Linked DNA regions of Homo sapiens: region 2 is linked to region 1. The links are chromatin loops, found by intact Hi-C in ENCODE. Cell type or tissue: heart left ventricle. All regions are shown on one strand. Links, peaks and the distances in the headings refer to the core of each region. The heading gives the core; the rest is flanking DNA.

Region 1 (15,574 bases), core at 2,535-10,534:
CTGAACTTTTCCTCAGATAACTGCTATTTTTCCTCTTCCTTGACTAACAAACTTTTACTCACTCTTTAAATCCAACTCAAATGCCAGTTTTATTTTGCCTTTTCTGTTAAGCTTTCTCCAACTCCCAATAAAAGGGTTGGATACTTCTTTCAGTAGTTGCATACCCCTTTGTTCATAGTGTGTTTATCACACTTATCATGTGGAATTATAATAGCTGGGGCTGCTCCCCACTGTAACCTTATCTGGCCCATCTTGGAATCCACAGGTCCTGCCAACAGGTGCTACCTAATACATGTTTGTTAAATGAATGAAAATTAGTCTAAATTAAGGAACACAAAAGCCAGGAAGCGAGTTCATGTCTATCTTAGTCATTGTTGTGTAGTTATTGTTGTGTTCCCTTGGCCCTCTGAAGTTTTGCTGAAAAAGCAGCTCACAAAAGGCAGATTAATTTTTTTAACGCATTTCTTTTCCTTTTTGAGATAGGATCTCGCTATGTTGCCCAGGCTCTATTGCCCAGGCTAGAGTACAGTGGTGTGATCACAGCTCACTGCAGCCTCAGTCTCATGAGTATCTGGAACCACAGGCACATACCACCATGCTGGCTATTTTTTTAAAATTAATTTATGTAGAACTAGGGTCTCCCTATGTTGCCCAGGTTGGTCTCAAACTCCTGGGCTCTTGCCTCAGCCTCCCAAAGTGTTGGGATTACAGGCGTAAGCCTCTGTGCCCAGCTAAAGGGCAGATTTATTGAAGAAAACGCATACATATTTACTTAATGGGTATACACAGAAGCCTGCAGAATGAAGACCCAGGATACAGGGGAAACTGTCCTTTTTTTTTTTTTTTTTTTTTTTTTTTTTCAGAGTCTCGCTTTTTTTTTCGGAGTCTCGCTTTGTCCCCCAGGCTGGAATGCGGTGGCGTGATCTTGGCGCACTGCAAGCTCCGCCTCCCGGGTTCACACCATTCTCCTGCCTCAGCCTCCCAAGTAGCTGGGACTATAGGCGCCCACCACCACGCCTGGCTAATTTTTTGTATATTTAGTAGAGACGGGGTTTCACCATGTTAGCCAGGATGGTCTCGATCTCCTGACCTCGTGATCCACCCGTCTCAGCCTTCCAAAGTGCTGGGATTACAGGCATGAATCACCATGCCTGGCCAACTGTCCATTTTTATGCTTAGGTTCAACAAAGTATGGACAGCCGTGTGGAAATAGGATTGGACAAAAATGTATAATCTACTGCTAATAGAGTGGGGAAACCCAGCAAGGCCTGTTTGTCTAGATTCTTGTCTATCAGATTCTGTCTGTGCAGCATTCCGTCCTTCTGGGTACGGGGTGGAACCCCCTGTGGAATGGGGTTATATGACCTACAGTCAAACAAGGTAGGCCAGATCATGTCTTTACGGCCAGTTTTTGCACAGAAAGGCAGAGGAAAAATAGAGTGATATTTTTAGGCTTTATGGTTGTCTTCAGGGAATAAAAGAGGGTTCTGGTTTCTATGACCAGCCTTGGGAAGAGGGATTCTAGTGCCTATGGCTAGCCTCAGGGGAGAATGGGACTGAGAGACAGAAGAGCAGAAGAAGGTCAGAAGAAAACCTTTTACTTCTGGGGCCTTCATTTTGAAGTGTTGTTTTCTGAGCCCTAACAGTTAACTTCTCTTCGAACATTTTCTAGATTTTTAGAGAAGGAAATGTTACTGAGTGCTGGGCATTTTAACCTAAGGAACAGACTTTTGGGGTGTAGCCATTAGCTTATGCATCCCTAGTATAGAGACAGGTACGACTGGAGGGTTTGTTTAATTTTACGCAGTCATCCAAAGCTTGCTGAGTGTGTGTGAATATTTTGCACAGTTTGTTTTTCACCTCTGGCTTTACAACAGGTCAACATTCTTCCACCTGCCTCTGGTCCTTGTGCTCCCAACTGACATGTCTAAGCCACAATCACCTCACTGCATTAGTGCAATCAATGTCTACTCTTCCCTTCTCTACTCTTGCACTTCTGTATCCACCCCCAACAGGACTCCCCACTGTGCTCCTGCCTCTGATCTCCATTCTGGTCCTTGAGCACTGCAGTTTTTCCCAGCCTCAGCGCCTTTCCACTGACTGTTCCCTCTCCTAGCTCTTCACCAGGTGGCTTCTTTCATTCTTCAGTTCTCAGCTCACATCTTCAGAGAGGCCCCTGTCTTACTCACGTTCCCCTCGGAGCACCCTGAGACAAGCAAGCAGATGGCAGCAGGTGGCTTGGGAGGCACAGAAGGCAGTAGCAGGGGAAATCAGTGGCAAGAGGCACCAGCCACCACCGCAGGCCACCAAGCTTCATCCTGTGGGAAGCTCTGGGAAAGGCATAAAATGCTGCCTCTGGGTTACCCCTATGAGTGCTGAGGGACTTGAACATTTACATACCCCCTCCACTGGTACTGGATCCTTGGGGAGGGAGAGAGCACTTCTGATTGCTCCTCGTTATGCAGAAAGAGCAGTGGGAATATGCAAATACGGGCAGTTAGAAACAGTCCTGAAGAGTAGTTTTCAAACTTTAGTGTGCTCACAAACCCTGGGGATCTTGTTAAAATGCAGATTGGTTAAAGAGTTCTGTTAGGAGGCCTGAGATGCTGCGGCTCTTAGAAGCTCCCAGATGATGCCCTTGCTGATGTTCTGAGGATCACATTGTGAGGAGCAAGCAGCTGCCGTGCATGGCCAAGGGACGTCAGAGGGACAAGGAGGCCCCAGTGGTGTCTGCTCTGCCTTCCTCCATGCCCATCCTCAAGTAGGAATCTCCAGACCCCCAAATTTGTTTCTTTTGCATCACAAGTCACTGTCTGAAATGACTGTCTTTGTGGTTTGGGTGTCTTGTTTAGTGCTGGGCTTCTTTATTAGAACGTAAGTTTCATAAGGGCATCATCTTATTGTGAGTCATTTTCCCAGGGACTAGCACAGTGCCTGGTGCACAGAAGACTGCTCAGTAAATATTTGTTGGATGATTTGCTTTTCACAGATGATATTCTCATAAAGACACTTATATATGAAGTATATATTTACATATAAGAAATGTTAGGGGCTCCTCCCCTGAGAAATGTTCTATGATTAACACAAATGATGTGGCAAATACCAAATGCCACATTTAGTTATTCTTTCTGAAGGTTTTTATGTTCTCTCTTAAGGCTATAATAAAATGTCAGTATTTAAGTTGCTCATGGTGCTCCATTACCTGTTGCAAATGTGAGTATAATTATGCTTTCTTTCTCACATCAGCAGTTTCCCAGCCATAGGGGCTCTTATCCTTCAAACCCTGCCACTTGTCTAGTTGGCTTCCAGGCGTTTTTCTTGCTGCAAGGTGGTAGTGTGTGGAGGGATCTGACATATAACGGGACATGCCTTGACAGCAGTTTCTTCTTTCCACCTAGTCCCTGCCAGGCAGATGGATGGGTGGCCATAGGAAATACACCTCCCTCTGTTCATCTCTTCTTCATTTTAGTGCCAGCAAAGCTGTGGTTCCCAGCGTAGTACTCAATGATCACTCACTGCCTCTCTTCCTCTGTTATTAAGTGTTCATTGGGAGCCTAGTATGTCCAGGCACTCTTACTCCTGCTTTGGCTACAGGAGTGAACAAGGCAGACAAGAATCCTTGCCCTGATAGAGCTCAGTTTGTATTAGAGGGATACAGGTGATGATCCAGATAAGGAAGTAAGGTATAGAATACCAGATTAGTGGTCAATGCTATGGAGAAGATAAAGCAAGGAAGGAAGGTGAGGAGGCAGGGGAAGGTATTATACTGGTGCAGAGAGCCATGGAAAATGGGGGCTCCCCTAGGGTCTGAGCTTCCTCTGGAAACAGGAATGAAAGGCATAGAGTGATTAGGCCTCACTGTCTCAAGGCAGAGAGTGAAGGAAAGGCAGTGAAGGTTGGGTTGGGGAAATGGTTGAGGGTCTTGGGGAAAAACACATGGAATCTCTCTTGGCTCTTGCTGATGGAGGTATTACAAAGGCAAAGGGCAAACTTCTTCGCCCTCCAAAGGTTCGCTGATAATCAACCAACGAAAGGCAGATTCATGGAAAAAAAGGCATACAAATGAATTAATGTGCATGGGAGCCTAAAGAATGAAGACCCAAAGATACAGGGGAAATTGTCCATTTTTATGCTTAGGTTCAACAAACTATGGACGGCCGTGTGGAAATAGGATTGAACAAAAAGTGTGAGATCTAATGCTAATAGACGGAGTGGGGAAACCGAGCAAGGCCTGTCTGTCTAGATTCTTCTTGGCCTCTCTGAGCAGCATTCCTTCCTTCTCAGTATGGGGCAGGACACTCTCTGGAATGGAGGTCTTACAATCTATAATCAAACAAGATAGATCAGATAATTTCTGTATGGTCAATTATTACACAGAAAGGTGGGGGAAAAGTTTGAGCAATATTTTTAGGTCCTATGGCTGGCTTTGGGGAAAAGTGGTTCTGGTTTTTTGATCCACCTTGGGGGAGGAGAGATTCTAGCTTCTATTGCTAGCCTCAGGATAGAATTGAGGGGTCAGAGATAGCAGGCCAAGAGAACGTCAGAGAGAAACTTTTGGAAGAGAAGCTTCTGGGCTGCTTCTGAAGCTTTCATTTTGGGGTATCATTTTAGCCCCAATAGTATAATAGAATTCTTTATTTTTTTTAAATTTTATGTGTGTATTTAAAAAAAAAATCAGCGATATACTTACATGGGTCAACATTTAAAAAGTACAAAAGGATATCTAACCAAAACAATAAACTCCCACCTTTATCCTCTAGGATCTCAGTTCCCCTTCTCGGATGTAACTTTCTAAACAGTTTCTGTATTTTTTCAAGACATTTTGCTCATATACACGGAAACACACACACACACTACATACACACATATATATGTGAATATCTGTAAGCCTATCTATATAAATATCCATAGAATATGTGTATATCATATATATACATGCACGTATGTATATTTGTACATGTATGCATGTATTAAATCAAGTTTAGCCTAAAGCTGCCTCCTTACATATTTAAGTTCAGCCTAAAGATTTTTCTGTACGTCATGAACTATAACAAGTGGAGGTATAAACCAACCATAACACACAACTGTACCAATCGCTGAGTTTCAGCCAATCAAATGTAGCCAACGTTATTTGAACCATGTTCAAACAAGGCAAACACGGAGCTGTAACCAAACCAGTTGTTTCTGTATCTCACTTCCATTTTCTGTATATCACTTTCCTTTTGCTGTCCATAAATCTTCCACCATGTGGCTGCACTGGAGTCTCTCTGAATCTTCGGTGATTCTGGGGGCTGCCCGATTTGCAAATCATTCATTGCTCAATTAAACTCCTTTAAATTTAACTCGGCTGAAGTTTTTCTTTTGACACGTGTGTGTGTATATATACACACACACATAAATATACGTATATGTATATATACATCTATATACATGTATATATATACATGTATATATACACATATATGTGTATATATATTTTAAATTTAAGATTATTTAGGAAGCTCTCATGTTATGAGGAGTCTGTTGGTTGCTGGATTCTTTCCACTGTAGGTAACACTTCCACAAATCAAATAAGGCTTTAGTAGGTTGCCTGTCTATTTCAATTTTAGGAACACCATGATCAGTTAGGCAATATCAGAGATATCTGCAGGGCAAAAACATTCTGAAAAATGCTTTAGCTTTTCTTCCCATTATGGTAGCTATGTCCATCTTGTGATTAAAGGCATAGACTGAAAAATCTAGAAGCAAATCCTAGTTGGATATCTATACTAATTTCCCATTACTGCTATAATGAATTATCATAAACTTAGTGGTTTGAAAATACAGTTTTATTACCTTACAGTTCTTTGTGTCAAAAGTCTGAAATGGTTTTTAATGGGCTGAGGTCAAGGTATCAGCAGGGCTGTGCTACCTCATGAGGCTCTAGGGAAAAATCCATTTCCTTACCTTTTCCAGCTTCTAGACGGTGCCTCCATCCCTTGGCTTAAGGTGCCTTCCTCCATCTTCAAAGCTGGAAATGTAGCATTTTCATTCATTCTCAGTCTGTCTACCTATCCCCCTTCCTTCTGTCACCTCTTCTTTCATCATAATGTGTCTTCTCTGACTCTGACCCAACCGCCTTCCTCTTATAAAAGCTCTTGTGATTACATTTGACGCACTAGGATAATCCAGAATAATCTTCCCATCTCGAGATCCTTAACACATCTGCAAACCGTTTACCCATGTGATGTAACATATTCACAGATTCTGGGGATTAGAACGGGGACATCTTTGGGGAGCCACTATTCACCTTATCAAAGGTAGTGTTAGAGAAACTTACTTAACTTCTAGGAGTCTGTTTCCTCATCTACAAAATTTTCATAAAAACAAAGCCTCTTCCCAGCAGATGGCAGTAGCAACTGTCCTCCCACTCCAGTTGTGACAGGGTTCCTTGGCTGGGGCCTGGGTAGGGGAATTACCAAAGGTTGAAAACAACTGCTGTAGTGATTACTGTATGCATCCTCAACTTAACACCCCAATTTATCACAAGAATCAATTAGTATTTCGCTTCTTTGCAAACAATGTAAAAACTTTGCACAAAAAATTCCACTAATCTCTCTCTAGTTCGTTGTGCTATTGATGTCACATATTTTATTTCTGTCTATATTATAAACCACTAAACTTTATTGTGTTTTGCTTTGGCTTTTTTGTTTGTTTTTGTTTTTGTTTTTTTGTTTTGAGACAGGTTCTTGCTCTGTTGCCCAAGCTGGAGTGCACTGGCACAATCTCAGCTCACTGCAACCTCCATCTCCCAGGCTCAAGCCATCCTCTCACCTCAGCATCCTGAGTAGCTCGGACTACAGGTGTGCACCACCACACCCAGTTAATTTTTGTATTTTTCATACAGATGGGGTTTCACCATGTTTCTCAGGCTGATCTTGAACTACTGAGCTCAAGCAATCCACCTGCGTCGACCTCCTAAAATGATAAGATTACAGGTGTGAGCCACTGTGCCTGGCCTGTGGTTTCTAATAGTCAATAATTTTGAAAATTTAAAGTATTCTTTTATGTTTATGCACATATTTGACCTTTTTTGACATTGTTCATTCCTTCCTGCAGATCTTTGCTTTCATCTTGAGTTATTTTCTTTTAGCTTCAAAAGCTGGTGACATATTTTCTCACCTTTTGTTTTTTTAAACATCTCTATATGCACTTCATTTATAGAATTCTGTTTTTCTTTCTTTCAGCACTTTGAAGATGTCAATTCCATTGTCTTTTGTCTTCTATTGTTTCTCTCTTTTTTTTTTTTTTTTTTGAGACAGGATCTTGCTATGTTGCTCAGACTGGACGTGAATTCTTCAGCTCAAGCAATTCTCCTGCCTCAGCCTCCCAGGTAGCTGGAACTACAGGTGCACACCATTATACCCAGCTGTCACCCATTGTTTTCTGATGAAAGTCAGCCATGATTTTCATTGTTGTTCTGCTAAATATAATCTATTTTCTATGTCTACATTTAATAATTTATTTTATGTGTGCATCTTAAAATTTTTCCTATATTTTTGATTTTCAACCAGTTTGTGATGACCTGGATAAAATGACTGATGCTGTTTTCTCTGCTGTGTCCATTCTGCTTTAGCTCTATAAATACATTTTTAATTTCATGCACAGTAGATTTTTTTTTTCAGTTCTGGAATTTTCACTTTGTTCTATTTTAGCAGTTTTATCTTTTGAAATTGTCATTCTTTTTATCCATTTTGTCAATCTTATCCTCAAATTTCTTTAATATATTTCAATAGTTATTTTAAAGTCTTTGCTTATTCCGATATTTGAACCATTAGTGGATCTGCTACTGTTCAGTTTTTTTTCCTTTTAATTAGGAGTACATCCCGCTTCTTCACTTATTTCATAGCTGTTTATTGCCTGCCAGAAATTGTATAATTAAAAATAAAACCCTACAGCCCTTGGTATAAATACTGTCTTCTATCTTATTCTTTTTTAACTTTTAAATATATATATATATATAATTTTTTAAAAAATTATACTTTAAGTTCTGGGATACATGTGTAGAATGTACAGGTTTGTTACATAGGTATACATGTGCCATGGTAGTTTGCTGTGCCTATGAACCCGTCATCTAGGTTTTAAGCCCTGCACGCATTAGGTATTTGTCCTAATGCTCTCCCTCCCCTTGCCTCCAACCCCCTGGCGATAGGCCCTGGTCTATGATGTTCCCATCTCTGTGTCCATGTGTTCTCATTGTTCAACTCCCACTTATGAGTGAGAACATGCGGTGTTTGGTTTTCTGTTCCTGTGTTAGTTTGCTGAGAATGATGGCTTCCAGCTTCATCCATGTCCCTGCAAAGGACATGAACTCTATTTTTAAAATATGAAAGGCTTCATGAGTTTGTGTCATCCTTGTGCAGGGGCCATGGTAATCTTCTGTGTCTTGTTCAAATTTTAGTATATGTGCTGCCAAAGTGAGCACAATACTATCTTCTAAAAGGGAGGGTGTGTTCTTTTGTCTGTAAGTTAGGGAAATGGGTCAATCTTTATAATCCAGAAAGAATTTGAGCTGATTTGTGGCTGGGATACAGCTTTAGTAAGCTTTATTTCACCTGTGTTTTCACATGTATTTAGGGCTAACTGGGTCTGTACTGTATATATTATAAACTACTCTCTCTAGTAGGACCTTGGGATCTAATCACCAGAAGACTACAGAGTTCTCTCTCTCTGCTTTTCCAGTTCCATTTTCATACCATTTCCACACACTCACCAAAAGTTTCATGGGGGAAAACTCAGCAGGTAAGAAGAACAAGTTCTTTGCATTTGAAACTCCTACAGACTTCAATCCATTTATACTAGCCCACAAGGTCTGCAGGCTTTCCTGTATCATAGCAGAGTTCCAGAGACTGTGATAAGCCCAGTCTTCCACCAGCCCCTGTGGAAATTCAGCAGAAGAGAATTTCGCCACTGATACCTGCTCAGCTAGAAATACCTTATCCTCCCCTGTAATTGAATTTTGGATCATTTTTGATCTGCAACCCTCCAATCTCTTAAATATGGGGGAGATGGGCAAGCTGATCCAGTAATTTTTGTGGTTTATCTAGTGGGAGAAATGGTCCATCAAGACCTTCTACATATTATCTGAAGGCTGGAAGTTCTTAACTTTTAAATATTTTAAGATCTCTAATGATGTCCCTTTTTAATTTCTGAAAATTTTAAGTATAGTTTTCTCACATTTCTTTTAATGAATCTTGATAGGTGTTTATCTGTTTTATTAATCTCCAAAAATACCAATTTTTAAATTGTATGTTTTTTATTTTTTTCCTCTTTAACATTTCCTTCTACTTTTTCGCATGTAATTTATTGTACTTTTTTAGCTTTTTAGGAGATTATTAAATAATTTTTTCAGTTTTTTTCCAAAGTGTGTGTTTGATTTTATAAATTTCTCTGTCAGCACTATTTTATCTACATTGCACAAATTCTGATAGCTATACTCAGTTCAAAATATTTTCTAATTTGCTCTGTTATTTCTTCTCTGACTTCAGGGTAATTTAGAAAACAATTCCTTAATTTATAAACATTTGGTGATTTTCTGTTTATCTCTTGGTTACTGATTTCTAACTTAGTTCCACTATGGTCAGAGTACTGATTCTGGCTTCATGGCCCATTTTGGTAAATGTATCATGTGCATTTGAAAAGAATGTGTGTTCTGCAGCTGTTTGGTATAGTGTTCTATATACATACCAGTTAGGGCAAATTGGTTAATTGGATTGTTCAAAAATACATCTTTTTATTTTTCTTTTTTTCTTTATTAAATTTTTTTTATTATTATACTTTAGGTTCTAGGGTACATGTGCACACTGTGCAGGTTTGATACATAGGTATACATGTGCCAGGTTGGTTTGCTGCACCCATAAACTCATTTACATTAGGTGTTTCTCCTAATGTTATCCCTCCCCTAGCCCCCTAACCCCCGACAGGCCCCAGTATGTGATGTTCCCCACCCTGTGTCCAAGTGATCTCATTGTTCAGTTCCCACCGATGAGTGAGAACATGCAGCCTTTGGTTTTCTGTCCTTGTATAATTTGCTGAGAATGATGGTTTCCAGCTTCATCCATGTCCCTGCAAAGGACATGAACTCATCCTTTTATGTGGCTGCATAGTATTCCACAGTGTATATGTGCCACATTTTCTTAATCCACTCTATCATTGATGGACATTTGGGTTTTTGTTTGTTTTTTTTTTTGCTATTTTCTTTGCTATTGCTAATACTGTCTTCTATTTTATTTTTTAACTTTTAAATATATATATATATAATTTTTTAAACAATTATACTTTAAGTTCTGGGATACATGTGCAGAATGTGCAGGTTTTGTTACATAGGTATACATGTGCCATGGTGGTTTGCTGTGCCTATCAACCTGTCATCTAGGTTTTAAGTTGCAATAAACACACATGTGCATGTGTCTTTATAGTAGCATGATTTATAATCCTTTGGGTAGATACCCAGTAATGGGATTCCTGGGTCAAATGGTATTTCTAGTTCTGGATCTTTGAGGAATCACCACACTGTCTTCCACAATGGTTGAACAAATTTACACTCCCACCAACAGTGTAAAAGGGTTCCTATTTCTCCATGTCCTCTCCAGCATCTGTTGTTTCCTGACTTTTTAATGATCGCCATTCTAACGGGGGTGAGATAGTATCTCATTGTGGTTTTGATTTGCATTTCTCTGATGACCAGTGATGATGAGCATTTTTTCATGTGTCTCCTGGCTGTATAAATGTCTTCTTTTGAAAAATGTCTGTTCATATCCTTTGCCCACTTTTTGATGGGGTTGTTTGTTTTTTTCTTGTAAATTTGTTTGACTTCTTTGTAGATTCTGGATATTAGCCCTTTGTCAGATGGGTAGATTGCAAACATTTTCTCCCATTCTGTAGGTTGCCTGTTCACTCTGATGGTAGTTTCTTTTGCTGTGCAGAAGCTCTTAGTTTAATTAGATCGCATTTGTCTATTTTGGCTTTTGTTGCCATTGCTTTCGGTGTTTCAGTCATGAAGTCCTTGCCCAAGCCTATGTGCTGAATGGTAATGCCTAGGTTTTCTTCTAGGGTTTTTATGGTTTTAGGTCTAACATTTAAGTCTTTAATCCATCTTGAATTAATTTTTGTATAAGGTGTAAGGAAGGGATCCAGTTTCAGCTTTCTACTATAGCTAGCCAGTTTTCCCAGCACCATTAATAAAATAGGGAATCCTTTCCCCATTTCTTGTTTTTGTCAGGTTTGTCAAAGATCAGATGGTTGTAGATGTGTGGTGTTATTTCCGTGGCCTCTATTCTGTTACATTGGTCTATCTCTCTGTTTTGGTACCAGTACCATGCTGTTTTGGCTACTGTAGCCTTGAAGTATAGTTTGAAGTCAGGTAGCATAATGCCTCCAGCTTTGTTCTTTTTGCTTAGGATTATCTTGGCAATGCGGGCTCTATTTTAGTTCCCTATGAACTTTAAAGTAGTTTTTTCCAATTCTGTGAAGAAAGTCATTGGTAGCTTAATGGGGATGGCATTGAATCTATAAATTACGTTAGGTACTATGGACATTTTCATGATATTGCTTCTTCCTATCCATGAGCATGGAATATTCTTCCGTTTGTTTGTGTCCTATTTTATTTCATTGAGCAGTGGTTTGTAGTTCTCCTTGAAGAGGTCCTTCACATCCCTTGTAAGTTGCTTTCTTAGGTATTTTATTCTCTTTGGAGCAATTGTGAATGGGAGTTCACTCACGGTTTGGCTCTCTGTTTGTCTGTTAATGGTGTATAGGAATGCTTGTGATTTTTGCACATTGATTTTGTATCCTGAGACTTTGCTGAAGTTGCTTATCAGCTTAGGGGGATTTTGGGCTGAGACGATGGGGTTTTCTAAGTATACAATCATGTCATCTGCAAACAGGGACAATTTGACTTCCTCTTTTCCTAATTGAATACCCTTTATTTCTTTCTCCTGCCTGATTGCCTTGGCCAGAACTTCCAGCACTATGTTGAATAGGAGTGGTGAGAGAGGGCATCCCAATTTTGTGCCAGTTTTCAAAGGGAATGCTTCCAGTTTTTGCCCATTCAGTATGATATTGGCTGTGAGTTTGTAAAAAATAACTCTTATTATTTTGAGATACATTCCATCAATACCTAGTTTATTGAGAGGTTTTTTTTTTTTGAGATGGAGTCTCACTCTGTCACCCAGGCTGGAGTGCAGTGGTGCAATCTCAGCTCACCGTAAGCTCCGCCTCCTGGGTTCACACCATTCTCCTGCATCAGCCTCCCAAGTAGCTGGGACTACAGTTGCCCGCCACCGTGCCCGGCTAATATTTTGTATTTTTGGTATAGAAGGGGTTTCACCGTTTTAGCCAGGATTGTTTCAAACTCCTGACCTCGTGATTTGCCTGCCTTGGCCTCCCAAAGTGCTGGGATTACAAGCATGAGCCACCACGCCTGGCCTATTGAGAGTTTCTAGCATGAAGTACTGTTGAATTTTGTTGAATGCCTTTCCTGCATCTATTGAGATAATCATTTGGTTTTTGTCATTGGTTCTTTTTATGTGATGGATTATATTTATTGATTTGGGTATGTTGAACCAGCCCTGCATCCCAGGGATGAAGCCCACTTGATCATGGTGGATAAGCTTTTTGATGTGCTGCTGGATTTGGTTTGCCAGTATTTTATTGAGGATTTCCACATCCATGTTCATCAGGGATATTCATCTAAAATTCTCTTTTTTTGTTGTGTCTCTGCCAGGCTTTGGTATCAGGATGATGTTGGCCTCATAAAATGAGTTAGAGAAGATTCCCTCTTTTTCTGTTCACTGGAATAGTTTCAGAAGGAATGGTACCAGTTCCTCTTTGTACCTCTGGTAGAATTTGGCTGTGAATCCATCTGGTCCTGGAGTTTTTTTGGTTGGTAGGCTATTAATTGTTGCCTCAGTTTCAGAGCCTGTTATTGGTCTATTCAGAGATTCAACTTCTTCCTGGTTTAGTCTTGGGAAGGTGTATGTGTCCAGGAATTTATTCATTTCTTCTAGATTTTCTAGTTTATTTGCATAGAAGCATTTATAGAATTCTCTGATGGTAGTTTGTATTTCTGTGGGATTGGTGGTGATACCCCTTTATCATTTATTGCATCTATTCTTCTCTCTTTTCTTCTTTATTAGTCTTGCTAACAGTCTATCAATTTCATTGATCTTTTCAAAAAAACAGCTCCTAGATTCATTGATTTTTTTGAAGGGTTTTTTGTGTCTCCCTCTCTTTCAGTTCTGTTCTGATCTTAGTTATTTCTTGCCTTCTGCTAGCTTTTGAATGTGTTTGCTCTTGCTTCTCTAGTTCTTTTAATTGTGATGTTAGGGTGTCAATTTTAGATCTTTCCTGTTTTCTCTTGTGGGCATTTAGTGCTATAAATTTCCCTCTACACACTACTTTAAATGTGCCCCAGAGATTCTGGTACGTTGTGTCTTTGTTCTCATTGGTTTCAAAGAACATCTTTTATTTCTGCCTTCATTTCGTTATTTACCCAGTAGTCATTCAGGAACAAGGTGTTCAGTTTCCATGTAGTTGTACCGTTTTGAGTGAATTTCTTAATCCTGAGTTCTAATTTGATTGCACTGTGGTCTGAGAGACAGTTTGTTGTGATTTCTATTATTTTACATTTGCTGAGGAGTGCTTTACTTCCAATTATGTGGTCAATTTTAGAATAAGTGTGATGTGGTGCTGAGAAGAGTGTATATTCTGTTGATTTGGGGTGGAGAGTTCTGTAGATTTCTATTAGGTCTGCTTGTTGCAGAGCTGAGTTCAGGTCCTGTGTATCCTTGTTAACCTTCTGTCTCCTTGATCTGTCTAATATTGACAGTGGGGTGTTAAAGTCTCCTATAATTATTGTGTGGGAGTCTAAGTCCCTTTGTAGGTCTCTAAGGACTTGCTTTATGAATCTGGGTGCTCCTGTATTGGGTGCATATATATTTAGGATAGTTAGCTCTTCTTGTTGACTTGATCACTTTACCATTATGTAATGGCCTTGTTTGTCTCTTGATCTTTGGTGGTTTAAAGTCTGTTTTATCAGAGACTAGGATTGCAACCCCTGCTTTTTTTGCTTTCCATTTGCTTGGTGGATCTTCCTCCATCCCTTTATTTTGAGCCTACGTGTGTCTCTGCACGTGAGATGGGTCTCCTGAATACAGCACACAGATGGGTCTTGACTCTTTCTCCAATTTGCCAGTCTGTGTCTTTTAATTGGGGCATTTAGCCCATTTACATTTAAGGTTAATATTGTTATGTGTGAATTTGATCCTGTCATTATGATGTTCGCTGGTTATTTTGCCCATTAATTGATGCAGTTTCTTCATAGCATCGATGGTCTTTACAATTTGCCATGTTTTTGCAGTGGCTGGTATGGGTTGTTTCTTTCCATGTTTAGTGCTTCCTTCAGGAGCTCTTGTAAGGCAGGCCTGGTGGTGACAAAATCTCTCAGCATTTGCTTGTCTGTAAAGGATTTTATTTTTCCTTCACTTATGAAGCTTAGTTTGTCTGGATATGAAATTCTGGGTTGAAAATTCTTTTCTTTTTTTGAGACGGAGTCTCGCTCTGTCTCCCAGGCTGCAGTGTAGTGGTGCAATCTCAGCTCACTGAAAGCTCCACCTCCTGGATTCACGCCATTCTCCTGCCTCAGCCTCCCAAGTAGCTTGGACTACAGGTGCCCGCCACCATGCCCGGCTAATTTTCTTTTTGTATTTTTAGTAGAGACAGGGTTTCACCGTGTTAGCCAGGATGGTCTCGATCTCCTGACCTCATGATCCGCCCACCTTGGCCTCCCAAATTGCTGGGATTACAGGCGTAAGCCACCGCGCCTGGCAAAAATTCTTTTCTTTAAGGATGTTGAATATTGGCCCCCACTGTCTTCTGGCTTGTGGGGTTTCTGCTGAGAGATCTGCTGTTAGTCTGATGGGCTTCCGTTTGTGGGTAACTCGACCTTTCTCTCTGGCTGCCTTAACACTTTTTTCTTCATTTCAACCTTGGTGAATCTGACGATTATGTGTCTTGGGGTTGCTCTTCTTAAGGAGTATCTTTGTGGTGTTCTCTGTATTTCCTGAATTTGAATGTTGGCCTGCCTTGTGATGCTGGGGATGTTCTCCTGGACAGTATCCTGAAGAGTGTTTTCAAACTTGGTTCCATTCTCCCATCACTTTCAGGTACACCAATCAAATGTAGGTTTGGTCTTTTCACATAGTCCCATATTTCTTGGAGGCTTTGTTCATTTCTTTTTATTCTTTTTTCTCTTACCTTGTTTTCTTGCTGTATTTCATTAATTTGATCTTCAATCACTGATACCCTTTCTTCTACTTGATCGAATCGGCTATTGAATCTTGTGCATGCGTCATGAAGTTCTCGTGCTGTGTTTTTCAGCTCCATCAGGTCATTTAAGGTCTTTACGCTGTTTATTCTAGTTAGCCTTTCATCTAATCTTTTTTTAAGGTTTTTAGCTTCCCCACGATGGGTTTGAACATCCTCATTTAGCTCGGAGAAGTTTGTTATTACCAACCTTCTGAAGTCTACTTGTGTC
Region 2 (15,574 bases), core at 3,887-11,886, 860 kb after region 1:
AGTGGATTATAACATTGTGGATTTTCCATAAGGAATTTCTTGTGTGAACTCATTGAGATATGCAGATATAAAACAAATGCTTATTTACAATCCTTGCAAAAATCTTAGATCTGTGAAACAACCAAGGAAGAAGGTGCTTCTAAAATGTTAGGCTTTCAGCTTAACAAGGTCAAATGAGTTCATCTTTGAAAGGCCTCTCCTTTCTCAGGTGCATTTAATTTTTTTCTAAATATGAATTTATCTGGACTATCTTGAAAACAATTGCTTAGGGTAAGGTAGGGGTATGTGTTTAGGCTTCTACTGTTTTTGTCAAAGGATTTGCTCAGAGGGGACCATGAAATTGGACCAGGCTAGGAGAAAGATACAGGCCTGAGCTCTCTTTGCCTCAAACAGAAGACTGGCCTGGGCTTGGCGCTGGGCTAGGGAAAGGACTATTGGCGTCCTCCTACTCATGATGTGGGTGAGCAACCCAGATGTGGATAAATGTTCTGTCATGTCCTTTGAGTGCCTCCCCTGGGCCTTGGCAAGCCAGGACAACAGAGTAGCAGGGCCTAGGTTTCCCCTGAGAGAAACAGATGTCCTTGTTGCCAGTTATCACAGAGCAAGAAAAGAGTGGTGTAAAGAAAAGGAGCGGGAGAGGTGGAAATGAAGAGGAGAAGGAAGATGGAAGGGGAGGGAGAAGAAAAAGGAGGGAGGAGAAGACAAAGTCATGTCTTTTGTATCATGCCCTGGCAAACTCTATGAGCCACAGAAATCACTGTTTTTGAATCTGCAGTTGGTAACTTTTGTCTGTGTCCTACTAAAAAACATTTTTTCTCTCTCTAGCCCTGGGGTTAGGACAAGGGCCTTGGAGCCATATGCCATGGTATGAAAGCTCAGAGGACTTCTGAAAGCCTTCTGAAATCGACTAGCATGTAACCTTGAAAAAATCAGGTAACCTCTCTGGGTTTCAGTTTCCTCAAGTTGAAAAAATGTGGGCAAATAAATTCACCTTTCCAGGAGATATTATGAGAATTAAATAAGTTAATATGTATGGTACTTAGCATATTGGCTAATACATAGTACACACTTATTGCTAAATATATAGCTAACATATTTATAAAAGTACTACTAAAACTTGCAAGTGATATCTTTAAAAACTTCTAAAATATTGATTGTATGTATAAAATATTACTTAGCATTTAATTGAATTCTAGCTACTCAAAGTTATTTTAAAGGCATCTCACCAAAATTCTCTCAAAAAAACAAAAGCAAGGAAACATAACATAAGGCTTTCTAAACCATAATGTTGGGGGAGTCTTAGGATAATTGGCTAAAGACTATTCAAAGAGAAAGATTCCACAAAGAGAAGCTACTACTCAGATCCCCCTATTATATGCTATAGAAAGTTTGGGACCTACTAGGAAATGTCCCTTGGCAAGTTCTCCAGCTGAATTCAGGCTACAGACTTGGAGAAAACATAAGGAAGGAACCTGAAGAGAGGGATGAAGGAGACAGCTCTGCACTGGCCCAGGCCTCCTGGCTCAGGGCCTGGGTTATAAATATATGTGAGATAAAGGAATGAATGAAGATATAGGAAGAAAAACTGCAGGTGAGTGTGGACGGCTATTAATGTGCTAAGCTATGTCACGTTAAACTAAGAAATTATGCCAGGTACCTATAAATGACCTCACTGTAGCCAAGTGGTACCATAAGATTCTAGTTTGTAATAAACTTGTGTTTTGCATGACCTTGAATTACATTTGTTGATGTCCTAATGTGGAAAGAAAATAAGACATAGAGAGGAGGAAAGGGTGATGTGTGTGGTCTTTGGACAATAAACTCCCAAATTTGGGGGACACTGGGGACTGAAGGTCCCTGGTATGGGATTATGTGAAGAGTTTTGCTTGGAGTTAGGTTGAAAAATCACCCCTACTGCCTGCCTTCAACACAGCAATTATTTAGCGAAATAGCTAGTCACACTTACTATGTGCCTTCTAAGTGACAGGCAAAGGGATTCCCGCACGCATAACTTCAGTTTATCCTCACAGCAACCCTTTGAGGTAGGCATTATTGTTATCCCCATCTCACAGATGAAGAAAGCGAAGCTTGGACTTTCTAAATGTCACAATATTTCTAGTTAAATGGTTAAACTAGGACTCAAATACTGTTCTGACCCCAAGATTTATCTATTTTTTAATTGTTAGCATGCTTACATTTGCTCAATGGATGCTCACTCTCTGTCTATATTAGGTGCAATGAGTGATGTTCTTTTTCTTTTAAGTAGAAGACACTGGTTTCACTCCTCATGGAACACAAAATCTGGTTGAGAAGTGAACACATGAAGTAGACAGCAGAATAGATTGGTGATAAAGAGTATAATCTCTCAGTTCAGATTAACTGGGTTTACATCCCAGCCTGCCAATGCCTAGCTGAGGAACCTTGGGCATTTCATGTCTTTAGGCCTCAATTTCTTCATCTGTCCAGTGGAGATAAGAATAATGATATCCACCTCCTAGTCTTGCTCTGAGAATTAGTTTAGTTCATATACCTAAACCACACAGAACAGAAACCATCACAAGGTACCCAATCAATGAAAGTCAACTAACTTTCATTAATACAGTGCTTTACAGTTTAAAAACTACTTTTATAAGCATCATCCATAGCAACCCTCACAGCAATCCTGGGGTAAGCAGGACAGATGACAGCCTTGAGTACTGCTGAGCAATGCTGTTATATTGCCATGGTAAACTCATCCCTTATTCTCTCAGAGGACATTCATAACGTTGTCTCTCTTTTCAAGCCCTTGGCACCTCCCAGCTGTTGACTTTCCTTCTTCCCTTACCGAGTAATCAGAAAAGAACTTCCACAAGTTCCCAGGACTACCTACCTACAACTCTGCACCTGTGCCCACTCTGCCTTGTATGTTACTGTGAATGACGTACTCATGTTTCCATCTGTAGTAGGCAGAATATTCGCCTCCCAAAGATGTCCATGTCCTAACCTGCAGAACCTGTGAGTAGGTTGTATTATATGCATAGCAAAGGAGAACTAAGGGAGCAGATGGAATTAAGGCTGCTGTTCAGTTGACCTTAAAATAAGGCTGGTTTATCTACATGGGCCCAATGTAATCACAAGGGTCCTTAGGTGTGCAAGATGGTGGCAGAAGGGTCAGGTCAGAGTGATACAATCTGAAGAGGACTTGGCCCACTTGTTGCTGTCTTTGAAGATGAAAGAAGAGGGCCATGAGCCAAAACCTGAGAGTAGACATTAGAAGCTGAAACAAAGAGGATATAGATTCTCCCCTAGAGCCTCTGAAAGAAATGGAGCCTTCCTGACACTTTGATTTTAGCCCAGTGAAACCCATTTTAGATGACTGACCTTCAGAACTGTAATCCTGCCTTGAGGAATGGGAGCCAGGCTTTATACTCCCATAGGGACTAGTCATTCTATATTGGCTGCCACTAAGGAGAGAGTGTGACCTTGGTGGGGGCAGCTCTCTTCAGGTGAGAGTAATTCCCAGAGAAGGATTCAGCTGAACATCATCACCTGCCCAGGCTCCCAGCAGCCTCAGCACTGAAGGGGGATCTGAGCAGCGCATTACAACCTTCACTACGCAGACTTCCCCACTTCTCTTCCCTCCATCCAAAATGCTCCTTCCCCAGACACATGCAAGACTCTCTCTTTTCCATCTCCTTCAGATCTTCATCAAATGTCATTCTCAGTGAAGTCTTCCTTGAGCACCTTATTCAAAACCGCATCACTTCTGCACTCCTATCACCCTCTGTCACCTTTATTGATCTATTTTCCCCATACATACTGTGATAGCAACACTGCAGCCCTTCCCAGGGTCTGAATGAACCAAGAAGCAGGGAAGGTAAGTGAAGTGGGTTGAATTGTAGCCCCAAAAAGATGTATCCAGTTCCAACCCTCGGTACCTATAAATGTGACCTTATTGGGAAAAAGGATCTTTGCAGACATAACTAAGTAAAGGATCTCGAGATTAGATCATCCTGGATTAACCGGGGGGGGGGGCCCTGAGTCCAACAAAAAGGTCCTTATAAAAAGAAGAGAAGACACACACAATGAAGGCCATGTGAAGGTGGAGGTAGAGGCTGCAGTGATGTTGAATGCCTGGTGCCACCACAAGCTGAAAGAGCCAAGGATGGATTCTCTAAAACCTTCCAAGGGAGCACGGCCCTGCTGACGCCTTGACTTTCGATTTCTGGCCTCCAGAACTATGGAAGAATAAATTTGTGTTGCTTGAAAACACCAAGTTTGTGGTAATTTGTTATGGCAGCCCTATGAGACTAATAGAGTAAGTATCCTCAGGACGATGAAAATAAATGCCAGCGCCTACATTATCTACCCAAGCTCAAGGTATGAGCAGCCATCATCCGTCAGAGAAGAATCTCCCTGCATTTGTAATTTTGATTTCTTCTCCTCAGAGTTGATTACATCTATTCTGATTTTTTAAAACTCAGTGTTCCATTGGTCACAAATGCTCCTAACTTCAAAAATAATCTAGTTTTGTACAAGCCAGCTGCCAGGTCAATAAAATCACCTCTTGCAAGCTAGTAATATCTGTGATTTACCAGAAACAGCAGGAAGGGTCTAAATCATGAGCAGGAATACTTCAGCCAGAGGCACGCCCACCCCAGATGAACCAGAGAGAACTTGGAAGCTGTGACAGGTGGGAGAGGTGGGAAAAAAAAAAAAAAAACAAGAAGAGCAAGAAAGCAATTTCAGTGGGATACTGAAAAAAGAAATCTAAATTTTTAGAGTGGCAATGCAATTATTTCAATGTCTGCCTCCTCCACCTATTACAAGTAATACTGACTCCTTCTCCTTTGAATTACATTTGTGCTCATCGCCAATCTTACACACTTTACATTTAAGTCCCTACGGTTTTACTTTAGGGCTAACTCAGTAAGCTGTTTGAGGGTAGGGACTATGTTAAATTTTCTTTTCTCGTGCCCTCAGTTTCTTTACAGGGCTAAGTAAATAATGAATCATTAAGAGGCAACTATTAGTTGACGTATCTTTGTTTTTCTGTTCATAATCTGTTACTCTAACAACTATTTTGACTCACAAATACCAAAGTATTGGTATATCAGAGTAATGGCAGATCTATAAACTATACAGGCAACATGCTCATGTGTGTGTCCACACAACCCACACACAAACACGCAACAGAAATACTTGACTCTAAATCAATTTTGGCATCAACTATCATCACATATGAGAGTTCCAATAATATGTTAGGTAATTATTTTTCACAAAGAAAAATGAGAAAGATAAAAGTGTCTCCAATATAGCCTGCAATCAAGTGTTTGCATAGATAACATTAGAACTGAAAGGCTCCTGTCAAATGCCCAAATCTGAACTATTTCATGCTGTGTTGTATATGATTAACTATAAGCCAACCCTAGTTCCAGAATACTTCAAATAGCTTTGGGAAAATTCATAATAATATTTATTTAGCACTTACTCTAGTCCAGCCACTATTCTAAATACTTCAAATTTATTGAATTCATTTACTTACTAAATCATCAAATACTTACGGAGTGTGTCATGGTTAATTTTGTGTGTCAATTTGACCGGGCCACATGGTGCCTAGACATTTGATCAAACATTCTTCTGAGAGTGTCTGTGAGGGTATTCCTGGATAAGATTAACTTCTGAATCAGTAGACTGAGAAAAGCAGACTACCCTCCCTGACACAAGTAGGCCTCATCCAATCAATTGAAGATCTGAATGGAACAAAAAGGCTGACCCTCCTGCAAGTAGGATGGAACGCCTCCTTCCTGGCAGCTTGAGCAAGACACTGGTCTTTGCCAGTTTTCAGACTCAAACTAAAACACTGGCTCTGCTTGGGTCTCGAGCCTGTCTGCTTTCAGACTGCAACTTGCACCATTGGCTCTTCTGGCTCTCAGGCACTTGCACTTATACTGGAACTACACATGAGCTCTCTCGTAGACCAGCAGCTTGCTGACTGCAGATCTTGGAATCTGTCACTGTGCATAATCGCATGAGCCAATTCTTCATAGTAAGGCTCTTCCTGGATATACATACATCCTGTTAGTTCTCTTTCTCTGGTAAAGCATATCCTGTTAGTTCTCTTTCTCTGGAAAACCTTTACTGATAGAACAAAGTTGGTAAAGACACTACTCTAGGTCCTGGGGCTACCTCTATCAAAAGAACAGACAAAAAAGCCATGCCTTGCAAGTTTTATATTCTAGTCATTTAACCCAAAAAAAAAAAAAAAAGAACCCCATAAGCTGCCCATAATGATAGTTTTTATCCTTGTTGTACAGATGGGGTGCTAAGAATTGCTTTAACCCCATGCCCAGATCGCTAATCAAATGGATTCAAGTTGCTGTTGCAGTATTAATTTAATTTTTGTTTTTATTGATTCATGTCTCATCAGTTTAGCTACTGCACACTCCGTGTGTATGTGCTGCTTTGTGTGAAGTGTGCATACTTCTGCAATTAATTCAGTCGAAAGCGAATTTATGACCTAAGAAGCAAAAGCGTGCCTTTTCTTCAGGAGTCAAAGTTCAAGAAGCAATAGGGAAACTTGCACAGAAACCTGTCTATAATTACTGATGAGACAAGGATACTTTCAAACGCTCTTTGAAATAATGCTTTGTTTTCTTTTACAAATAGAAAAACAGTACAGAAGGTCTTTAGATCATATGATGGAGAAGAGTCAAGTTTTAGAAGTCAATAGACAAGATTTTTGGTCTTAGTTTGACAGGAATTGTGAAATTGGTCTATTTTCTTAGCCTAAATATGCCTCCATTTCTGCTACGAAATAATAAAAATATCTGTCTCCGAATGGGGGCACCAGCTAGTCAGTGAGGCAGCGGATGTAAAGCTCTGAGCACACTCTGTGGGACACATTAAATTCTCAGTAGGTATTAGGTAAAAATAATGAGCAGAGATCTTTAGGTTAAACTTTAGGATAAATTGGATATTTTAACGCACAACTGAAAAATTAATATTAAGTCTGGCAGACACGAAGAAAATGAATTTGTTGGAGGAAATACAAGATGACCTAGTTGCCTAGGTCGGAGGGAAGGAACTCTGAGGTCTTTAATTGAAAGCAAACAAGTTTTCACTAAGTGCCTAATTTGCACAAAGCACTTAACAGACATCACAGCTCCATCAGCTCACTGAATTCTCACAACTGCAATATACAATTGGTACTTTCTAAGTAGCTTCTTTGTGTCAGACTTGTGTTTGATGCTAGTGAGTCAGTGGTGAGTAAAACCAAAAGTTACTGGCCTCATGGAGCTTGCAGGCACCAGCAGGTGATGACTGATTGAATGAACGGCTTATCTGCCCAAACTTTTCCAGGCTTTGCAGGCCATGGTTTCTGTTGCAGCTATTCAACTGTGCCATAATAAAGCAGAAACAGAGATAGACAATGTGTAGATGAATGAGTACAATCATGTTCCTGTAAGACTTTACTTACCAAAACAGGAGACAGACAGGCTATAGTTTGCAGGTCTCTTGATATTGGAGAGCTCAACTAGCTCCCAGTCTAGGGAAATTAAGAACTTCAATAAACAGAGGAGGGTATTAAGTAAATTGTGCTTTCAAGAAACAATAAGGATCCCTAAAAAGGCAGGAAGTAAAAAGGGAACTCCAGGCAAAAGGAACAGACGGCTAAAATCATGGAAGCATGAAAGAACATGGCTTGCTCAGGAAGAGTAAGCATGAGGAGGCTTGATAACTGGGCGAGTGAGGTCAGCGAAAAATGAACACAGAATTAAAAAAAGCCTTTCTGTGCATATTTCTGTGGTGGTTGAAAGCAAAGTTCATATTATCTTTCAGTGTTTCTAAAGGTCGAGCTGCATTTCCCCACCCAAAGCTAAATGATAACATGATGCAGTTCAAAAGCTGGTCATATCAAATTGCCATCTAATCATTTAATTAAAGCCCCATGCTGGCACCAGCCATCCTCAGGGCCCATTTTTCATCTGGGCACATTTCATTACACTTTTCAAAGCAAATTTGCCTTTTCAAAGGCAAAAAATGCAAATGACTAGGTTTGAAAGGAAGTGCATAACATTTTGCATAATGACAGGGATTTTCTTGGAAAGCAGTAATGCACAGGCAGAGCTATCTTTAGGGGCTGACGGTGGCTTATCAGCCCTATGGGAACTCGACATGATATTTCATTACAGCGCCAGGATGCAAACAGAAGTGAAATACCAAACACCAGAATGCAAGCAGCCCTCCCCATGACTGTTTTCAGCATCACAGCAACCACATTTTCAAACAGGGTACGTCTTTTGGACCAGCAAGACCAAGGCAGACATTGACAAGTGGAGGACATTTATAATGTGACCAAGAAAATGAGGAAGAGCTAGGAGGAAATGACCTGTTCAAAGACAGGAATAGGAACACCACACCTAAAGGCCAACTAACATAAAGCATTAATAGGCAAATTCAGTCACATTAAAAAAAAAATTCCTCAGGAGCAGGAAAACATCCACTTTGACGCAGTATAATGCATGTCAGTAGTACTCACAATAAGGGAATGAAAGTGACCTTAACAATATAAGTCAGCATCTTCCTCCTTGGGGTTTTTGAAAACTCTCAGAAGCACTGCTACCCAATTACTTGTGTCTTTCTCTTTGAAAGATGAAACTCCAGCACAAATTTTATGAATCTATACACCCCAAGATCAGAGGCAATTAGCCCAAAGAAGAAAGAGTGGTACACAATGAACACCTGTTTATTCTTTCTTTACCATCAAGGAGACAAGAAAAGATTAACTTTAGGATGTTAGATAAGCCCTTTCATCCTGTGAAAGAACCTCTGGCAGCTAAAGTAGCAGCACCAGGGTGAGGCTGAGAATCCAGTCAAAGATCAAGTCACAGACTGTTCTGATTTGTGGTCAGAGGACATATGGGTTCATTAGTACATTAACCATTGCTGGTTAGCTCAACTAAGGCCTGTGCCTTGTGTAAGCTGAAGACCTCATTCTATTCCCTCTATAGAAAGGATCCCAATCCATGCTATATCCAGGCAGGTCAGACCCTAACCCAAATGTATCATTCAGTTCAGAGCACCACCCCACCTCAGAGATATGGAGAAAAGCAAGAGCACAGTTAGGCATTTGACATAGCCTATCTCCACTTTTATTTTTTTTTCCATTTCAATATTATATCAAAATATACATACAGAAAAGTGCACATATTATAAATTTACATCTTGATGAATTTTCACATGAGCACACCTATGTGACCAATAATTAGGCATGCACAAAAAATAACATTAACTGCATCCAAAAGTTTCCTTCCTACCCTTTTAGGATAACCACTTTCTTGACTCTTAGCATCACAGGGTAGTTTTTTATTTTATATAAATGAAATCACATAATACATTCTACTGTCTGAATTCTTTGGGCCAACATCATATTTTTGAGATTTAACCACATCATTGGGTCTAGTTACATATTGTCGCTTCTCATGGATTTACAGAGTTCCATTATGTGAATGTGCCATGATTTGTCCACTCAGTCTTGATGGTTGCCTGTGATATTTCCAGCTGTGGGCTATCAGGAAGAGTGCAGCTATAATGATCCTGTATATGTCTTTCAGTGAATATGGCAGATATTTTGATCTTGCTACTTTGATGTGAGAAAAAATTTATGGTGCAGCATTTGACACAGCTGTGTCAAATTCATCATGCTAAAATGTGAAATCCGCATCTTGTGTTTGGAGTGTGAAAGAGATGTTCCTGATTTCTCCTGTGTCTCTGACCCTCTCACTGTCCTCAACTCTGCTCCTGGCCCTGACCATCCTATGAAGTTCAAAGACTGTGTTTGGGAGAAGTGAGCAGTACATTAAAGGAGCCTCCCAGCTCACATGCAATTCCTAAAAGGGTCAACAAAACATGCTTTTAAAACCAGGTAAGGATTCTTTAAAGGAGGATTTTTAGGTGAGAGGGTTTCCTGCCTTCAGCACAGGAATCAATAATTATAACAGACTCCAACTATTTGAAGAGTATCAAGTGGTAGCAGTTGTTGAGAGAGGGAATATATACAGCTTGGCATAATTCAAGTCATCAAGTGGGAAAGGCTGGGGGAGTACAAAATAAAGGAAGATAAATTCTGCCAGGAGCAAGCTCAGGTATACAGGGGCCTGGAAGTCTTTGGGGAAGAGAGATGTACAGACATTTGTTGTGTCCTTCCTAGCAACAATTCTCACATGCCTCCTTCTTAATCATATCTGAAATTTCCCATCCATTTGATTGGTATGGTGCTCATCCAACCCCTAACTTTAGGGGTGGATATTAATGGATTTAAACTAATCAGGGAACCCCATCTCTTTATCCATAGTGAAAGTTCAGGGACGGGTTTAACCGCTTCTGAGCCAATCAGTGTAATTCCTTCTCCTCGCCGTAGACATTAGGTTGAGGACATCAGGACATAGGACCTAAGACAGTTCAATTATTGTGAGACTCAGTCTTTTTGTGAAGGCAAGACAGAGACTCTCTTGACTATTTCTAGGCTAGGTGGTATGAAGCAGAAGGTCTGGAGAGAAACACTAGACAAAGCAGGTAGGGGGAGCATAAATTATACAGACATTGAGAACTGGATTAATTCAAAGAACGGAGTAGAGACACAGGTTCTGATAATATTGTTTATGTCCTGGATGAAGCTGTGTCTTAACTGAGATAAACTCGTAGATGTTTCTTACACAAGCTAATAGATTCTCTTTTTGCAAACATCCAATTTGAGTCAAGTTTTCTATTGCTTGCAATAAAAATTTTCAAAACTAAACTGAATGATATCAGACCTGGGTTTAGAAAGCATGAGACATTCCACAAGTTGAGTTGCCATTACATTTTATTCCAGGCGCATGCATGGGAAGAAGGAAGGATGTAAAGAAAGGTATGTGGACATGCTTCCAAATTAGAAAGGCTGTAACATGATAGGAGGTGGTATTATACATGGGTTATGATCTATCAGTAATCCCCAAACTTTTTCTGTCAAGGGCCAGACTGTAAATATTTTCAGCTTTGCGGGCCAGGTGATTTCTGTCACAACTACTCAGCTATGCCACTGTAACACAGAATCAGCCATAGACAATACGAAAACAAGTAAGTGTGGCCATGTTCCAATAAAACTGCACTGATGGACACTGAAATATGAATTTCATGTAATTTCTACAAACCATAAAATATTGCTCTCAATTTGACTTTTCCAATTATTTAGACGTGTAAAATCTATCGCTGACCTCTGAGATAGAGTGAACACAAAATTTCTAGATTCAACTTCTTACTCCAACATATACTAGCTACATAACATCGAACAAATTACTTAATCTCACGAAACCTCGTTGTCTCATAGGTAGAACAGGGAACACTATAATGCCTAACTCACAGTTTTGTTCCAAGAATTAAATAATTTAATCATGAAAACATTGAGCAAAGTATCTGATACACAGCACTCAATTAGGACTAGCCATCTTTCTTATGATTGATTATGAAGGTCATTTGACACTAGGCTATGTATATTAATAAAAGAAAACCATCTATGTTTTCTGAGCAGGAAATTTACTCAGATCTGTGCCTTGGAGAGTTTACAAAGGCATCTGTTGGAAGAACACATTAGAAAAGGGATATTGGTTTAAATTGACCTAATGTGCCCCCCATTTAGCTTAGGAAACTTAGATGTCTTTCTGTATCTTGCTTTTCATTTCAATGCAGCAATCAGTATTTAGGAAGAGAAGAAGGAGTGTTTTGTTTCTTTGATGGAGAAAAGGGACATGTGCCCAGTCCTGTGGTATGCATTTCTTTAGAAATGAATTTTTTTTGCAGAGACTCAGCTGAGCTGATAAAAATTTTAAAACTCGTGGTCACTTCTGGTTTGAACTGCATTTGTCGGTTTTGATAATTTATTCATTGACTAATTAGTTCAGCCAAATCTTATAGACTATGTCTTTTTCTCTGAGCCCAGATGGTACCCCATCACACAGATGATAGGGAATAAGACCCCATACTGTATTTGTCAGACACCCCACTGGGTAACTGATAAACAAAAAATAGTTCAGTAAAGATTTGCATTTAAGGTCTCTTAAGGTCTTCTGATTCTCTCCACTACTCCCTTCTTCAACACACACTAAAGATTCTAACCCCATTTAAGATCATTAGCAAATCCCAGGCTTCATAAATATCACAGGGGAGCTAATGAGATGACTTACAGAAGGATTGCCGCTTATTGTAGAAGAGAGCACCAAGCTGGTTTGATTTTTCTGGGCTATGCTATAGGGAAGCCAATTAGAGTTTGCTTTTGCCTGAATGATGCAAACAAAATCAGTATAATTTGGATGAATAAATCTGTTAAGCAAGAAATTTGAATCCATATTAATAACAATAAACATGGGCAACAGGAGATGTGGATTTTTCACAAATACCTGCTTCCGACTTGGCCAGCCACCCAAAAAGCAAAATGTATATGTTGAGTACCTACTGGGAGTAAGGCACTACACTAAGAACTTTATTTATTATTATTATTATTAGTAGTAGCAGTATTGAGACAGAATGTCACCCTGTCGCCCAGGCTGGAGTGCGGTGGCACCACCTCAGCTCACTGCAACCTCTGCCTCCAGATTTCAAGAAATGCTCCTGCCTCAGCCTTCCAAGTAGCTGGGACTACAGGCATGCACCACCACAACTGGCTATTTTTTTGTATTTTTAGTAGAAACAGGGTTTCACCATGTTGGTCACCCAGTCTTGAACTCCTGACCTCAGGTGATCTGCCTGCCTTGGCCTCCCAAAGTGCTGGGATTACAGGAGTGAGCCACCGTGCCAGGCTAGAACTTTAAACATATGATGAAATCTTTATAATCACCCTATGAAGCAAGTCCTTTTTTTTTCACTTTTATAGATGAAAAACTTGAGGCTTAGAGAGATCTTGTGTCTTACGCAAGTTCATAGAGCTTATAAGCTTGTAAACTCTGAACTCTCAATCTCTCTCTCTCCAGTATCTCTTCTGCTGAGTCACTAAATCAGAGTGACTACAGGAGCTCTCTCTGCTCAGGACAAACATGTACCTGCTGCAGTTAGAAGACAGAGAGTTGAATATGGGTCCCACCTTCATCTCTGCCATGCTTGTTCTTTAACTTACCTTGATTGCAATCGTTTTCAAAAGTACTTCTTTAGGATGTTTCTCTCCCTCTGGCAGATGGATACTCTAATACCCATTTTACAGACAAAGAAACTGAGCCTGGGAGAAGTCAAGTAACCTGCTCGAGATCAGAAATGAGTGGGTGAATGGGCCTTATTCTTATCCAGGTCTGGGTCCAAAAACCATGGTATTTCTAAGACTTTGAGGAAAGTTATTAAGGTTTCCTCTGTAATCTCATTCTTCACCAAAAAAGTTCCATCTTTTTTTAGGAAAACTGTATAGACATTAACATAACTGTTATGCAATTTCCAAGATCTTAATAATAAAAAAAAAACCAAAACATTACACACACACACACACACACACACACACACACACACACACACACAAGAGTATTTATGATAATACCAAGCTAACAATGTGAGCGTCAATTTCCTTATCTGCTAAGCGGGGCTAATAATAACTATATCACTAGACTGTTGCAAGAATTAAGTGAAAAAAATACAAATAAAGCATCAATGCCATAGTAGCTAAAGGGAAGACATTTGCCCATCTATCTTTCCTTGAATGTCCATCCATGCTTCCACATATCTCCCTCCCCATCTCTCTATCTGTGAATGACAGAAGTTTGCTGGCAGAATAGGAAGAGTCACAGACTGGAAACCTGGGTTCCTGGCCCAAATCTATTACCATTCCTATGCTGCTCTTGTGATCTTTCCTGCCAGGTTCTATGACCCTTGTCCATAAAAATAAGGGGCTTTGCTGGACTGCCCTTAAAATGTTCAATATTCTCAGAGTCCATACAACCTCATCATTGTTATAATGTGCCATCACCCTATGTGATGGCTACATTCGGTTTCCCAGAGCTACTGGCCAAAGGAGGAAAATCATATACAGTTCTGTCTCAGTGATCCAGCTGGTTTGGTCAGCCACACATTTTGGAGATATGCTATAACTAGTTTAGTGGCTGAGGAATTTCACAAGATTATTTTATTATAGTTACATAAACAGTAACTTTTGAACTACTGAAACTGTGTTGTTTTTGGCATGAAAACTTACTTTGATTAAGATGGGAGTATCAATCTCTGACTATTTAAATCTCTAGGAAGATTGAGAAGGAGATTGGGGACAGCACAACCCTATTTGCATTAATTTTTTTTTAATGATTCAAAATACCATTTGGAAAATGGTCTTCACATTTATCAACCATATAACCACTTGGCAAACATTTAATTAAACTCTCATCAAGAAAAATATAGTACAAACAGAAAAGACTTGGGAAATCAGCTAGATCTGGTTTCAAATTCAGTCTCTGCCCTAACTAGCTATATTACTTTGGGCCATTAATTTCATTTCTATGTACCTCAATATCCTCAACTATAATATGAGAAAAATGTTATCTAACTTGCAAGGTGGTTATGATAATTAAATGAAATAAAATATGCACAACACCTAACACATTGCCTATGACTCAAAGTGCCTAAAAATCAACATGCTTCTAAGAGGAATCATGAGTTCTCTTCCACAGACCCGCTGTTTGCAATCCAGCATTTCTTACCCCAGTGACCACCACCAGCCACCCAGTGGAATGTGAATATTTGTAAGAGTCACGCTTGACACCTTCCAACTGCATGTACCCTCAGTTTCCTATCCATGTTTCATCACAATGCTCTGCCCATTTTACCTCGTATATCTCTCCGATCCATCCACCTCCCTTCATGCTCCCACCCTGTCACATCTGAACTGTACTGTCCCACTTGAACTGGTTCCCTCACATCCACCCTTCCAGGTGACTCTCTACAAAGCAGCCACAGTGATATTTTAAAAAGCAAATCACAACAAGTCGCTCCTGCCTTTAAATCCTCAGGGTGAAAACTTCCTCACTGTGGTCTTCAAGGCTCTACCTGAGCTGGTCCCTGGCCGCTTCTCCAGCCCCATCTTATCTCGCCATCCACCTCCTCTTCTGGGCTTCAGGAACACTGGTCTTTCTCGTATTCCTTGAGGGTCCCTGGCACCACCCTCCGGACACACAATCTGCACTTATGCTTGGACACTCCACTTGCTGGCTCAGCAGAAGACTTAAATCATGAGAGAAGTCTTCCCTGAAGCCTCAGGCTAGTTCCGTCCTCTGCAAATGCTTTCACAGCTCCTCAGGCTTTTGCCTTCCAGAACCTACCATCATTTGTAGTTGCATGTTGGTGTGATGTTTTTACTTGGTCTTTGTCTTCCCCATTACACTGTAAATCCTATGAGTGGAAGGGATCATCTCTATTGTTCTTACCACTGTTTTCCCAGTAACTAACACAGAGCCAGGCACAGAGTTGATGTTCAATAAATATTTTTGAATGAATGACTAAAAGTTCTCTCTCCCTTCCCTATTGCCTCTTGTCCTTTGTCTTCTCCCTTCTCTCCTTCCATCCCTTCTACAAATATTTACTGAATGTC

What was found. Hi-C counts contacts between places; a loop is a spot of excess contacts. Peaks named below come from ENCODE experiments on the same cell type or tissue, not always from the same donor. Only the 100,000 strongest peaks of a DNase experiment are listed, where the experiment ranks them.
Region 2: it touches region 1 in a loop (5-fold over the local background); 62 of 110 quality-filtered maps call a loop at or near these places.

Annotation. Positions count from the first base shown.
Region 1 is chr5:156,807,020-156,822,593 of GRCh38, reverse strand. It overlaps the pseudogene RNU6-556P. Among named protein-coding and RNA genes, the nearest start is that of PPP1R2B, 35 kb to the left of the region's middle. In heart left ventricle, for the core only: a CTCF peak has its summit at 6,394 (motif pointing right); a DNase peak (open chromatin) is centred at 6,423.
Region 2 is chr5:155,945,238-155,960,811 of GRCh38, reverse strand. It overlaps a transcript of SGCD not described here. Among named protein-coding and RNA genes, the nearest start is that of SGCD, 370 kb to the left of the region's middle. In heart left ventricle, for the core only: no CTCF peak of the experiment used is centred there; no DNase peak of the experiment used is centred there; H3K27ac peaks cover 260 bases.